Linked DNA regions of Homo sapiens: all the other regions are linked to region 2. A link is a contact called in ENCODE Hi-C or POLR2A ChIA-PET data. All regions are on one chromosome and are shown on one strand. Each heading gives the region's core, a stretch centred on a gene start or an enhancer-like site at or near the end of the contact. The rest is flanking DNA. Distances are from core to core; before and after follow the strand shown.

Region 1 (3,582 bases), core at 1,036-3,535, 160 kb before region 2:
AGTTCGTTTAGATTTGAGTCATCATTGTAGTAAAAAGGAATCAATTGGTTATCTGAGAGGAGATGAGTTTACTAAAGTAGCAACTTGATTCTTGGTGATAATGAGTCAACACTCAGGGAGAAAAAAAAAAGGATCATGGAAAAAGATGACACTATCTGAAAAACAGAGGATAGGATTTTGTAGTAGCATTTTCTGTCATTTTGCTCTTGTTTGATTGAAGAGACAATTCTATAATGATTTAAATTCATGTTCCCTCTTGATAAATGTTTCAGAGAAACCTTATATGATTGAAAATAGGTCAGCCAGTGTTGGTAAGTGATTTGCAATTGTTCAACACATTCCCATCGAAGTAGGTCAGATTAGTGTCCTGCTAAGCACGAGTATATTTGTTTAAAAAGGTGTTCAGTTCTAAAAATAAAAATCTATGTAACATTTGAATGAAAACAAGGAGAAAAAATTTAGAACTACATAGTCCTCCCTTTATACTGATTAAATATAAGTTACAGTCCATTCAAATGGAATCAGGTACAATGAGAAGACCAGACAGCTGGGCTTCAAGCCAGGATAGAAACAGATGAGATGATTACAATAACAGTAGAAATTGCCTTTAAAGCAAAATATCATTATTGTGGCATCAAATAATTCAGAATTTTAGTAAATCAGGTAACTTAGAGGGAAGTTTAATTAGGTACTAGCAATAAAGAAAACGATTCCAAGGTTAAAACACAGTTAAACCAACCAATAAACAAAAAACATGATAGAGCATGATTAAGAGATCAACTTATTTCACAAGTATTTGCAATTGCTTTAGAACCAACAACATTGATATGTGAATTTAATATTGTTATTTACTGCATTTCACTAACCTATGATGATATTAATTGTAAGGTTCATTTCAATCCCAAAGATGTTAACTCTGAAAAGAATAATCTTCTGAAAAAATGTTCTTTAATCAGAAAGCACATTTGTCATCCTAGTTCTTATTATCATATATGTTTGATGTTTGAAGATAATAGAATTGTACAATAGAATTGTACTTCTTGGAGACTATTATATTGCTTATGCCATTGCTGTGAAGTTATGAGAGAGGGACACACATGTTGCAAAGCATATGTCTCGTGTGTGACAAATTTGATGTTTTATCACAGGGTGTCCCGCCCAATCTGTGGCTCACACTATGTCCCCAGTACTGTTTGGCTGCATTTCCAGAAGCCAGCAACAGGACTAGAATCCATGTTTCCAATGGACCCTTTAATTCTTGAGAAGCTGTGGAGGAGATAGAGTGACACTTTATCTCTTTGGTCTCTTCTTAGCTTGTAGCGGCTAATGCCTTATGACGGAAGAGTGAGCCTGGACACTTACTGCCTAGTTCCAGGTCAGTATTTGGCTGGAAAGAGAAGTTACTATGGATCAGAGGCTGTGGTTCTCCTAATTGCTCTTAGTAATGGCCATCACCACTTCATCCATGCAGGCTTGGGTACTTCCTGTCTACTTGGTGGATAACATTTGATTCCTAAAGATGGAGTGAGAATGACATAAAGTTATTTGCCAAGGAAGAGCAAATGTTTACACTTACTTGACACCTGAAACCCTTAGAATGCTAACTGAAGCAGACTTTCCTTAGCTAACTGTAGGTAAATATTATACTACCCACCAACACTATTGTATGAAAGATTACTGCAGGTAACAAGAAAAATGAGACAAGGAAGACTGTCTTTGTGCTAATCCATGGTTAGAACCTTCCTTTAGGAAGGAATCTTCTTAGAAGAGAAGGAAGCACATAGTAGATGTTTTGGATATCTAGATATCTTACTACTTTTCAATTTCTCATAAAAATAAACATTTTGGGTGACAGCACCTGATGTATCAGATTATGTATTTGTTTAGATCAAACAGCTTTGTCATTGAAGTGAACTAAGATCTGTTCCAGAGCTTCCAAAGAGAAAGAATTGGAAACCTATGCTGTTTTTCATTTCTGAAATGGTTAAAGCATTGCCCTGGACTATAAAACTGGGACTGTGGCTTGGAAACAATCTTTGATATTATCTGAAAATCTTCAAAACAAAATGCAAGTATGGCCGTATTTTTTTTTCTAGCTGATCTGCCATATGTGTATTTTGGCTGTCTGTCTGATTGTGCTCAGATGTGGGTAGTGGTAGGGAGGAAAAAATAATGTTTCTTAACTCTGAGGATAAAAAGACTTCAAACTGTGTGCCTCTCACATCCTTTGGTAATCTGCCCCACATTCTGCACCGTGATGTGGGATATAGATACTGCTAATTTGGTGTTTATTTCTTCGGAGTGGGGGTTGGGGAGTAAAATGGGGAGAACAAGCATTAAAGAGGAAGGTGTTGCGGATAGGTGGCAGTTTCTGAGCTCAATGAAGAGGAGTCAGGTGCTAACTCTCAAAGCAGAACTCAAGGAGCTTTAATCACTATTATTACTTAAGTAATAATAGACACTATAAGGTGCCTGCTGTTAGAAGTAACTGATATGGGGTGATCCCAGATCATCACCTTCCTGGTCATTATTAAAATATCAATCTTCACTGTCATTTCTTTTTTCTACTCAGAGCAATGAAACTGAGAGATACTATGTAGGCAGCAATGATCTAAGCAGGAATTCTCAAACCTTCATCTCAAAGTCATTTGAAGTAAGTTAAGAAGGAGGACATGTTTTGAGGACATTGAAGTCTCATGTTTTACCTTAAAATGTGTGTGTGTGTATATATATATATATATATATATATATATATATATATATATAGTGCTTGATGGCATATATAGGTTTCTTAAAAATAAAAAGAATAAGATGGCTGGGCGCAGTGGCTCACTCCTATAATCCCAGCACTTTGGGAGGCCAAGGCGGGTGGATCACCTGAGGTCAGGAGTTCGAGACCAGCCTGACCAATATGGTGAAACCCCATCTCTACTAAAAATACAAAAATTAGCCCAGCAAGGTGGCATGTGCCTGTAGTCCCAGCTACTTGGGAGGCTAAGACAGGAGAATTGCTTGAACCCAGGAGGCGGAGGTTAGAGTGAGCTGAGATCTCGCCACTGCACTCCAACCTGGGTGACAGAGCAAGATTCCGTCTCAAAACAAACAAACAAACAAAAAAAAACGCCAAGGTTTTCCAATTTCTCTCTCTCTCTCTCTTTTTTTTTTTTTTTTGAGTTGGAGTCTCACTCTGTTGCCCAGGCCCGGGTACAGTGGTACGATCTCGGCTCACTATATCCTCTGCCTCCCAGGCTCAAGAGGTTCTCTTGTCTCAGCCTCCTGAGTAGCTGGGATTACAGGTGTGAGCCACCACACCTAGCTAATTTAGTAGAGACAGGGTTTCACCATGTTGGCCAGGCTGGTCTTGAACTCCCGACCTCAAGTGATCGGTCCACCCTGGCCTTCCAAAGTGCTGGGATTACAGACATGAGTCACTGCACTAGGCCCTCAATTTCTTTATGTATAAAGATACACATACACCCCTAATTTTACATGAATGTGATATTAAACATGCTATTCAAATGCAGTTTTCCTCTCATTTTTTTTGTTTGTTTGCCCTTTCATGCACAATAATCTTTTATCCTC
Region 2 (3,199 bases), core at 11-2,510:
ACATGAGTCAAATTTTTGGCAGCTACATATGACATGTACATAAGCAAATATCTGTTTTAATTGCAATTTCTAGGTACAATATTTAAAAATTTTAAGCATAATAGCTTATTTGAACAGAACACGGGCTTCTAAAAGCACAAACTCAAAACTGGGAACTGTCAGTTCTTTAAAGGTATAGGGTATGGACATCAATTAAGTATGCTAAGAATATAAACTTTTTGAAGATTAATTTCTGAATAATACATTTGCTTGAACATAATGTTCATTATAATGTTATTGAACATTATATATAATGAACATTATTATGTTCAAGCAAATGTATTACACTATTTGTTCAAGCAAATGTATTATACTATTATACTATCATTCTTTATTTTTAGATCTTTGGTCTCTTCAAGAAATTGTCCTAAATGTTCCCACATACAAGCAAAAAATAAATGTTTCAACTTGTAAAATATATTATCTGGCTTAAATAGTCTATCACAACAGGCAGCGGAACAATGCATCCTGGCTTATCTAAAAGAAACAGTTGTCCACATTTGTCATTATTAAATTTGTTCAGGAGTTTTAATGCAAATGTATTACTTAGAAATTAATACATTTGCTTGAACATAATAATGTTCATTATATATAATGTTCAATAACATTATAATGAACATTATGTTCAATAACATTATAATGAATTATATATAATGTTCAATAACATTATAATGAACATTATGTTCAATAACATTATAATGAACATTATGTTCAAGCAAATGTATTAATTTCTGAGTAATATATTTGCATTAAAACTCCTGAACAAATTTAATAATGACAAACGTGGACAACTGTTTCTTTTAGATAAGCCAGGATGCATTGTTCCGCTGCCTCTTGTGATAGACTATTTAAGCCAGATAATATATTTTACAAGTTGAAACATTTATTTTTTACTTGTATGTAGGAACATTTAGGACAAGTTCTTGAAGAGACCAAAGATCTAAAAATAAAGAATGATAGTATAATAGTTTACAGTATATCCTAAAACCTGTATATGGCATATTTTCCATTATGGTGTCGAAGGGAGCTTGTGAAAACATATTATAAATCCTAAGGTAATTTTCATTTCTAGAAAAACAGCAAAGTCAATACACAAAATAAAGTACATTGCTAGACGCTCACAAACTCCTAACAAAAGTTTACAATTTTCTGCAAAAGAAATGCATCATCTGCTTCAGGATGTGGGTAAGACAAGCATGTTCCTGTGGTAACCATTTCTCATACAAGGAAAATAGCTAAAGAGACAAAAATCTTTGCTAAGCTGCAGCCTACTAGGTCTCCTGATTTGTAAGAGCAACAAGAATAGAGATTGAGCTGTTTAGCAAGTAATTTAGAAATAAACATTCGATGAACCAGTAAAGTCTGTCAAATAAAATGACTTTTAATTTACAATGGAAAGAAATACCTTAACACAGGTTGATACTGTCAAAGCATTTTCTTACATGGCATTATACTTTAGGTGGATGTAATAGGTCTAGTATATTTTACAACCGTACAAAACAAACATCCACATATATCTTTTAAGGTTCTAGTCAATCCTTAATAATAATTCTCTTAGTGCTACAAATACAGATTCATTTAATTAAAATATAGTATACATTTAATTTCTCATAATCTCATATTTTTCCTTATCTTTTAACCACAAGGTTATCTTCTTGTAATATTTACTTGTTAGTGTTATTTTGCACTTTTCTTTGTTCATTGTAATTCATTCATTTTATTCACCCTTTGTCCCACAAACCTTTGTTGAGTATGTACTATCAGTGAATAATTAGGTCAAATAATCTTTTCATAGATTTTTTTCATGTTGCACTTACTGACCTTCCGGGACTCATTTTGTAATTTTTCTAATAAAAAGCCTCACTCCTCATTCCATTGCTGTTGATCCACTCAAAATTTCTATCCAAAAGCTATGATTGTTACACCTTTACTTCTAAGGGTGAGATGGAGTGGGATGGGGAGAGTAGGATGGTGAGGAAAGAAATGGATATGTATTATATGCATCCAACATGAAGTGCACTCAGCTAAGTGTTTAACTCATGTTATTTTAAATGAAGTAGGTATAGTAGCATTCCCTTTCCATTAATTGAAAAATGGAAATCTATTAGCCCTTAATGAACTGGTCACCTAAGGTCACACAGTTAGTAGTTGGCAATTTCAGTAATGTAGCTCTAGTCTGTCTAATCTCAAAGGCTTTACAACAGTTCTTCTAAAAATCACAGTTGGCACCCGATACTTTTTATTTCAATCTTTGAATAAAAGATTGTTTGAATCTATGCTATTCATAAAACCCAGACTTCCTCCTCTTTCATTTTGCCTGTAAAAAAAGTCTATTATTTAGATTGATTACAAAAGAAATACTTTTTAACAATGGTTTTTGAAGCAAAAGTACACAGCCCATACAAAGAAAAATGCTAATAAATAAATTAAAGCATTTTAAAAATTCTGAAATCTGTCTACCCAGACAATTACTATGCTTGATGTTTTTTCAGACCACTCCCCTAAGATTACTAGGAACAATAGATAATAGCTTATGTATAGTTTAAGCATCTAAAAAGTAGTACAAACATACAAATTAAAACAAGGGAAAATGCAAACAAAACATGTCTATTTTTATTAGTAGAAATGAAATAAGGAATATCACAAAATTAATGTTAAAGAAAAAGGATTTATTATGTAGCATTCTAATTATTTCATATCAGTAGGTACCTTATATTCTTCATAATCATTGGTATCTAGCAAGTCCCTTTTCTCCAGTTCTGTAAGTTGTTCTCTTGAGGGGTTAGCAGGTAGTGTCTTAACAGAGGCTTGTTCATATATGGGTTTTGCATTAAAAAATAGTTCCTTCCAATCATGCATCAACTTATACGGAATCAGACTATCGCACAAAAAAAAGGTAGAGATGAATCAATGGTTAGTCAAATATAGATTTTAAACATTGGTATTTTTATTATATTTATGTAATTAGCTCACTTTCATCAGACAGAAATAATTACTGAAAAATGATCTTAAAGGTTACCATATGTGCAATGACAATAAGACTAATATATATGAGATTTTTCTGTTACAAATAATTTACAAAATGTAAACCTACTTTTCTCTTAAAGGGGCCTTGAAAAGCACTCAGTTTGTTCGTTTTGCACAGGAGGACACTGATACT
Region 3 (3,594 bases), core at 1,026-3,525, 190 kb before region 2:
AATATACAATGAGCCATTTATACACTGTTTCCTGCACCTAAAATGGCTGTGTTTTAGGAAGCAGCTCACTGGCTTTTCAGTAGATATTATGGGGCAGAGTTGCTTTGTAACCAAGAAAAATTCCCTTCAATGACTTATAAAATGTGATGGCATTTTACAAAAAGAATATTCTACATGACGTGAGCTGAAAAATTCTTGGCTAAGAGTAGTTAATGTACACAGTGGTTAAGACCTGTGGTGTTAGAGCTGGACAGATGTGCGTTTAAATTCTGGATACTCTACCTGTGGTCCTCTGTCAGGTAGGCAACTTCTCTAAGACATGTGTTCTAATATGTAAACTCGTGCTATGAGCAATCACTGAATGGATATTTACAAAGAGGTAGCTTAGAACACAGTAAGGATTTAATAGGGATTAGCTATGAGTATAATATTTTCTGAGAAATAAGTAATGAAAAGGTAAAATAAGAATTCTAATTCTGAAAATATACATGAAACATTTGAGCTTCTCTTTAAAAAGTTTATGTCAATTGACGGTGTTATAATTACTATGGTTTTGAAATTACATAGAGCTTTTGAATAATGAGTTAATCTATTATTCTTTAAATGCTCAATAATTAATATTATTCATATTTAAATAGGTATCTAGACATATTTATCCATAAAAATTTAAATTGTGTGGAATATGTATCATAGGCAAGCCAGTGTCATCTAGAAGTCTTCTTCCTACTGAATGGAGTTAGTTGATTAATAGTGTAAATGATTTGGATTTTTAAAAAGTATCCCTTTCTTCTCTTGATCATCCTTGTGATGATCAGAAAATTGACAACTTTCAACAAGCAGCAACTGAATGTGAATTCCTATACCCCAAACTGGGAAGTATTTTGACGTAATCATGTGAATAGGGTAATTATACATCTTCTAAAAAATCTGAAACTTAAAAAGTTGGAGTGAAAACCCAGCTTTCAACTAGCATTCTTATATATTTTAAAAATAGTATGATCACCAGGGTGAACTAGTGAGTATAGATGACATGAAAGAGAGTAAGATTTATGTTTCCTGCCTCCCATCAGTCTTTGTGGAAATCCAAGGCAAAGTTTAGCATAGAATAATAATCATCCCCCATAAAGTGAGTCATATACTGTAAAAAATGTCAAACTCTCTGACAATTCCCTTAATGAGAAAATTCTAGGGATTTCCATCCTTCGTAATTACATGACTCAAAATGCATAAGCTGAGTCATTAGGCTGATGTGTTTGATATTGTCTATAGCCAAATAGTTTTTAACTCTTAAAGAGAAAGGGCTTAATTTGCAGGAGCAAGTTGATGGTCTAAATTCCCACATGCCTCCTGCTGCTGTTAGAAGCTTCTGCCTAGTTTTGTTATAATTACAATGTGTTTATGTATGGGCAGGGTTGGCTTCTCGGTACTAAGTTTTTTAGATCCCAAAAAGAATTATTACATATGGCCAATTTGTTGGTGTGGAGGCAATTCAGTGTATTTCAATGAGTAAACTCATTTAGATCTTTCTCTAGTCAGTTATTTACTTAAAATCTCACATAAATCTCTCAAAACTAAAGTATTTTGAAAACACTTTCAAAAGTTATTGGATGTCTACTATATTCTAGCCACTGATTTAGGTGCTGAGGATATAGCACTGGTCACTGAAGACAAAGCTATTGCTTCTGTACATTACCTTATCCTGAAAGTTATGCTTTCAGGATTTCTTAAAAAGTCAAACAAAATGAATCCAGTTTGATCTCCTGACAAGGTAAAATTACTTTGGACATTTTCCTACAAGTACAGTCATAGCATCTACATGAGCATTCTTTTTGTAAGAGCAGAGTAATCATTCAACATTTAAGATCTACACTTGGGAGTGAAATGCATTCCTTCTTGAGAATACTGAGGTCTTATAAACCACCCATAGTATTGATCCCCTGCCCCCTGTCATGGTGGTTAAACATTAAAAAAAATGACTGAATATGTGGGAAATTCTCAAACTGCATTCAAACCCAGTGCCTGACTCAGGTCTGTTAGGGAACTGAATAACCTGAAACCATGCTACAGATAATCCAAAATCCATAAGAAAACTTAGAAATGACTCACCATTTTGAGCATAGCCACTTTCTCCAGAAACGACTTGAAGTAAAGAAAAAACCATGCCAAAAGTTGTACCTAGAATTGTCATTCTGAGAGAGATAGAGAGAGAGAGTAGATGTGTGAGCCAGTGTGTATGAAATGAATGAGAGTAAGAGGAAGGGAGGGAGGGAGGAAGACAGAGAAGCTTAGATCTAGGGCTTTATACTTATCTAACCACAGACAAGGGAAGTATAAACACAGCAAAAAAGAAGGCAAGTTCCAGAAACAGGAAGTCTGAGTAAAAGTATTGCTGCTGTAAGCAGAGGTCAAGGACATGAAGAGACAGAGCCTCTGAAATTATTGTTCCTCCTGGATATTCCCTGCAGCCCCCACACTTACTGTGCTTACATCAGAGTAAGGCAGTAGATTCACACCTAGGCTCAAGCTATCTTAGGCTAGAGGCTACTTTATTTTTTTAATTTTTATTTTTTTGAGACAGAGTCTTGCTTTGTTGCCCAGGCTGGAGTACAATAGCATGATCTCGGCTCACTGCAATTTCCACCTCCCAGGTTCAAGCAATTCTCCTGCCTCAGCCTCCTGAGTAGCTAGGACTACAGGCAAATGCCACTATGCCAGCCTAATTTTTGTGTTTTCAGTGGAGACGGGGTTTCGCCATGTTGGCCAGGCTTGTCTCGAACTCCTGACCTCAAGTGATCTGCCTGCCTCAGCCTCCCAAAGTGCTAGGACTACAGGCATGAGCCACCGCTCCTGACTAAGGGCCCACTTTAAAAGAATCTGAAGACAAAAATTCAAACTTACAAAGTGAATCAATTGGTTGTTTGGAGTGAGTTTTGATTTAAAGAAACAGTCTGCACTATGTGAAGTACTTTATTGTGGGTTTATTTTAAATAGCTTACCTCCAACTTCCAAGTTTCACAAGAATAGCAGTTTTTCTCTTTTGTTCTCTGTGTATCCCTGGTATTTACTCATATCTTACACACCACAGTAGGCATTCAAGAATTATTTGTTTAGGGCAGGGGCTGGCAAACTATGACCTAGGGAACAATTTTTTAAAAAATTATTCATTTATTTTTTCTTTTTCAAAAGATCTTTTTTTTTCCCAAGTAAGCCTTGGGACCAAATTTAATCTACCACCTGTTTTTGCAAATAACGTTTCATTGGAATACAGCCTCACCCATTTGTGTATCATCTACAGCTGCTTTTATGCAACAATGGCAGAGCTAAGTAGATGAGATAGAGATTGTATTGTACAAAAGGTGTAAAATCTTTACTATCTGACCCTTTGTAGAAAAAGTCTGCTGACCTCTTGTTTAAAGGATAAAGTAGGTACTTTCTTAGTGTATTTAAAACAGGATTCTATTTGTGAAAATTTGATTGCCACACAACTTTTCAGGTACACATAGTACATATGAACTAAATTAGTGCCTAGGTATATGGGGCAGAAATCTGAGACCATGGCATAGAAAATTCAGACTCCCCCAAACCTGAATGCCA
Region 4 (3,273 bases), core at 104-2,603, 250 kb before region 2:
AATCCAAATCCCACCCTGGCACCCCAGGCTCTTTGGGATCTGATGGCTGCCCGCCTGGTCAGTTTCATCTTTACCCACAATTCCCCTTTCCCTACTTCCTCCGAATCTTCACTACTGTTCATCTCCCCCTGCCACCCATACCTCTGTTCTCCAACCATACTGAAATACTTGTACTTTCCTAATTATATTGTTTTCTCTCTCACCTTAGTCTGAGTAGTTGGTACACCTGCTATCTAAAATATCCTTCTATCCCCACGTCCCCAGCCTCGATAACTACCACCTTCCATTAGGATGAAAGTTTAGACATCACCTCCTCTGAGAGGTCCTCAGAAAGCCCCACTCCCAGGCCAGGTAAGCCTCCCGTCCTCTTGTGATTGCATCCCCTGCTCAGCCCCCAGGCTGTAAGCGTTGTCTTGGTCCTGCTTTCATCCTACCCCTAGCACAGTGCATGGCGCTTCCTGAGCTCTTAGCAGACCTGTGTGGAAGGCAGAGACTGAACCGCATGCCTGGCCGGGGGAATGTGCAGACGCCTGAGAACACGTGGTGGCGCTGCGGCCAAGTGCGTCGGGAGCGCAGCCTCTTCGCCTTGCACAGGGATGCGCTCCGTTGTCACCACACCGGATCTTTAAGGTTCAGACAGAGTCTTCTACAGGCAGAGACACTTTGTGCACTGCTATGAAGTCGGTGACATATGTTTGGGGACTGACTCTTGCCCTGGTGCCTGGCGCCTTTATTGAAACTTCAAAGCTGAGCATCTCCCTTATGCACTTGAGATCCTGTGCAATCCTGCCTTCCTTAAAAGCCCCGGTGCTTAATAAACTTTTCCCTTCTGCTTAAATACAGGAGATCAGGATTCAAACTAATGAAGACTCTAGGCTATTCAAGGGCTTGCTCCTCTGAGTAATTCCTCACACTCCCACACTCTATTCCAGCATAGTGCCTCGAAAAGAGTACACAATACAGTTAGCTAGTGGTTGGTGAACTGGGTGATTCAATGATTAAAAGGGATGCTTACTATGGGCATTTCAAGTTTCACGGTAGGCTAGCAGGAGAGAATGGACTTTTTTCCCCTTGAATTTATTAGACTCCAGAAATAAACTGCCAACATCATCGCTGGGTAGGGTCAGCCTCAAGAGGTGGGACAGCCTGAGGTACTGGGCTGGCAGTTTCTTGCCTTCCTGGACTCGATCCCACTTTCCTATGAGAAAGCACCATCAAACTGTGCTTTGAGATTCTTATATGTTATTTCACAAACCACAAACATGATGAAGCAGAAAGAGCCCTTAGGAATCAGAAGCCGTCTGTTTTGGTCTTGGCCAGGACTTTTGAGCAAGTCACTTTGCCAACCCAAGCCTTAGTTTCCAAGTTTGCAAAATGAGGTTGCACTAGAGAATCTTCAAGGGTCATACAGTTCTAACAGCATGTGGATTACTGTGAGTCATGTTTCCGTGCGACTTGGGCAAGTTACCTGATTTCTCTGCATCCTAATTTCTTTATCTGTGAAATACCAATAATAGTAGTAACTAGCTCATAGGCTTGTTTTTCTTTTTTAACCTTTGCTAATTTACCAGGATGACTACGTGCCCAGCACACTTTAAATTTTTTTTTTAAATTGACAGATAAAGTTGTATGTATTTACTTTGTATAACATGATGTTTTGAAGTATGTATAATTGTGGAATGACTAAATCTAGCTAGTAACATCTGTGCATGGGTTTTATTTTATTGAGATGAATACACATAACATAAATTAGCAATTTTAAAGTGTATATTACATTCACAATGTTGATAAACCACCGTCTATGTCAAGTTCCAAAACATTTTTATTACCCCTGAAGGAAACTTTACATTCATTAAGCAGTCACTCCCCACTGGCCCTCCCACCCCAGCCCCTTGCAACCATTAATTTGCTTTCTGTCTCTATGAATTTGCCTATTCTGAATATTTCACATAAATGAAATCGTACAATGTGTGACATTTTGTGTCTGGCTTCTTGTACTTAGCATAACATGGCCAAGGTTTGTCCACATTGTGGTATCTATCAGTACTGTGTTCCTTTTTATGGCTGAAGAATGTTTCACTGTATGGCTATACCACAATTTGCTTATCCCTTTATCCATAGGTGGACATTTGGTTTGTTTCTACCTTTTGGCTGTTGTGAATAATGCTGCTATAAACATGGGTATATGTGCATTTGTTTGAGTTCCTGTTTTCAGTTCAACTCAAGGGGTTTTTGTGGGAACTGGACACATGCTTACTACCTAGTGGGGGCACCACTGATGCCTTTAATATTATTCTGAAGGTGTGCAAAGAGGGTCCCACTGGGGATCTGTCCCAGATCCAGGAGCTGGATCTCACTTTCTCTCCATGACTGGTTTTTAGTCTCTGTTTCTCTTCATTCTCACTTACTGTCATGGATGGCAGGGAAAAACCAGAGCAAAATGAATAAGGTGGACAAGGTAGGGGAGATGTCATGGGAAATGAGAATGGGAGGTGAGTGGCTGGGGACAGCCATTGGGCAAGTATCATGAAGCAAGGTCAAGGGTCAGGAAAGATGATGGTGGTCCTGGGAAGGATCAAGACTCTGAGGTGGGTTTAGAGAATGAGAAGGGCATGTTGTTGACACCAGTTCCTGCTTCCATAGGGGTTGGGGTGGGGATGGGGCGCATGCCACTAGCAGAATATGGTCAGGGCAAGAGAATGGCTCAGGCAAGGATGAGTAAGACAGCAGGACATGGCTAGATGAGTGAATTGGTGGTCTTGTCTGTGACTCAGGATTCTGGCTGTTAATAAGGGGACAGTTAGTGCTGAAGCTGGGAACGAGCTCTGGGAATTGTCAGCTTGAGGTCAGGTAACAAAATAGTAATAAGCAAACGCCAGTTATTAGAAAGCTAAAGCTGCCAGGAAGGGCACAGTCTTGGCTGCAGGTGTCCCTGTTGGATGAGAATTGGAACATGCTCCTTGTGTGTGCCTGGCAAGAACGGAGATGGAAGTCTCTAAGCGCAGGGTGTGCCACCGTCTGGAGTTCCAGGGAACCTCTGCTTAGGTGCCAGTGGAAGCAGAGGAAGACTGTGTAGCTTTAGACAGAGCAAGTTTTTCCTAATGTGGAGTAAAGAGCTGGGACGTAGACAGGTCTCCTTCTTGACCCGAGGTTCAAGAGAACTGAAAGGAATTGCTCCCACCTTCATCCACATACTGGGAATCTGAATACAGGGCAAGAAAGAGGGATCCTGTACCTTGGCTCGGTGGAGGCTGCAAGAAAGTGGCCACGTTA

The links. Hi-C counts contacts between places; a loop is a spot of excess contacts on that map. ChIA-PET counts read pairs that join two places held with the same protein, here RNA polymerase II (POLR2A). Pooled maps may share reads with other maps.
Region 1: a pooled map shows a loop between it and region 2 (3-fold over the local background). The contact joins two enhancer-like sites. A Hi-C loop is called at or near these places in 5 of 50 pooled maps. POLR2A ChIA-PET finds 5 or more read pairs at or near these places in 5 of 52 experiments (CD4-positive, alpha-beta T cell, CD4-positive, alpha-beta memory T cell, activated naive CD4-positive, alpha-beta T cell and 1 more).
Region 3: a loop to region 2 is called in a map of CD4-positive, alpha-beta T cell, with 4 times the contacts of the local background. The contact joins the promoter of IL7R here to the enhancer-like site in region 2. A Hi-C loop is called at or near these places in 6 of 168 maps with a recorded cell type or tissue (CD4-positive, alpha-beta T cell, CD4-positive, alpha-beta memory T cell, CD8-positive, alpha-beta T cell and 2 more) and 12 of 50 pooled maps. POLR2A ChIA-PET finds 5 or more read pairs at or near these places in 10 of 52 experiments (CD4-positive, alpha-beta T cell, CD4-positive, alpha-beta memory T cell, CD8-positive, alpha-beta T cell and 5 more).
Region 4: a map of naive thymus-derived CD4-positive, alpha-beta T cell shows a loop between it and region 2 (4-fold over the local background). The contact joins two enhancer-like sites. A Hi-C loop is called at or near these places in 3 of 168 maps with a recorded cell type or tissue (CD4-positive, alpha-beta T cell and naive thymus-derived CD4-positive, alpha-beta T cell) and 9 of 50 pooled maps. POLR2A ChIA-PET finds 5 or more read pairs at or near these places in 5 of 52 experiments (A673, MCF 10A, OCI-LY7 and 2 more).

The regions. Positions count from the first base shown.
Region 1 is chr5:35,829,439-35,833,020 of GRCh38, reverse strand. No RefSeq gene overlaps it. Among named protein-coding and RNA genes, the nearest start is that of IL7R, 26 kb to the left of the region's middle. Within about 2 kb of position 2,285, at least 3 of the 41 ENCODE cell types and tissues checked have a DNase peak (open chromatin) inside an H3K27ac peak, as active enhancers do; they include CD4-positive, alpha-beta T cell, where a contact is called at or near this core.
Region 2 is chr5:35,669,777-35,672,975 of GRCh38, reverse strand. SPEF2 (sperm flagellar 2) reads right to left here. Exons shown (of 37, transcript NM_024867.4): 10 at 2,749-2,917. Among named protein-coding and RNA genes, the nearest start is that of SPEF2, 54 kb to the right of the region's middle. Within about 2 kb of position 1,260, at least 3 of the 41 ENCODE cell types and tissues checked have a DNase peak (open chromatin) inside an H3K27ac peak, as active enhancers do; they include CD4-positive, alpha-beta T cell and CD8-positive, alpha-beta T cell, where a contact is called at or near this core.
Region 3 is chr5:35,855,572-35,859,165 of GRCh38, reverse strand. IL7R (interleukin 7 receptor) reads right to left here and starts at 2,275. Exons shown (of 8, transcript NM_002185.5): 1 at 2,107-2,275. The coding sequence starts at 2,188.
Region 4 is chr5:35,922,356-35,925,628 of GRCh38, reverse strand. All of the region lies in intron 1 of CAPSL (calcyphosine like), which reads left to right. Among named protein-coding and RNA genes, the nearest start is that of CAPSL, 15 kb to the left of the region's middle. RefSeq lists a silencer at 408-702. Within about 2 kb of position 1,353, at least 3 of the 41 ENCODE cell types and tissues checked have a DNase peak (open chromatin) inside an H3K27ac peak, as active enhancers do.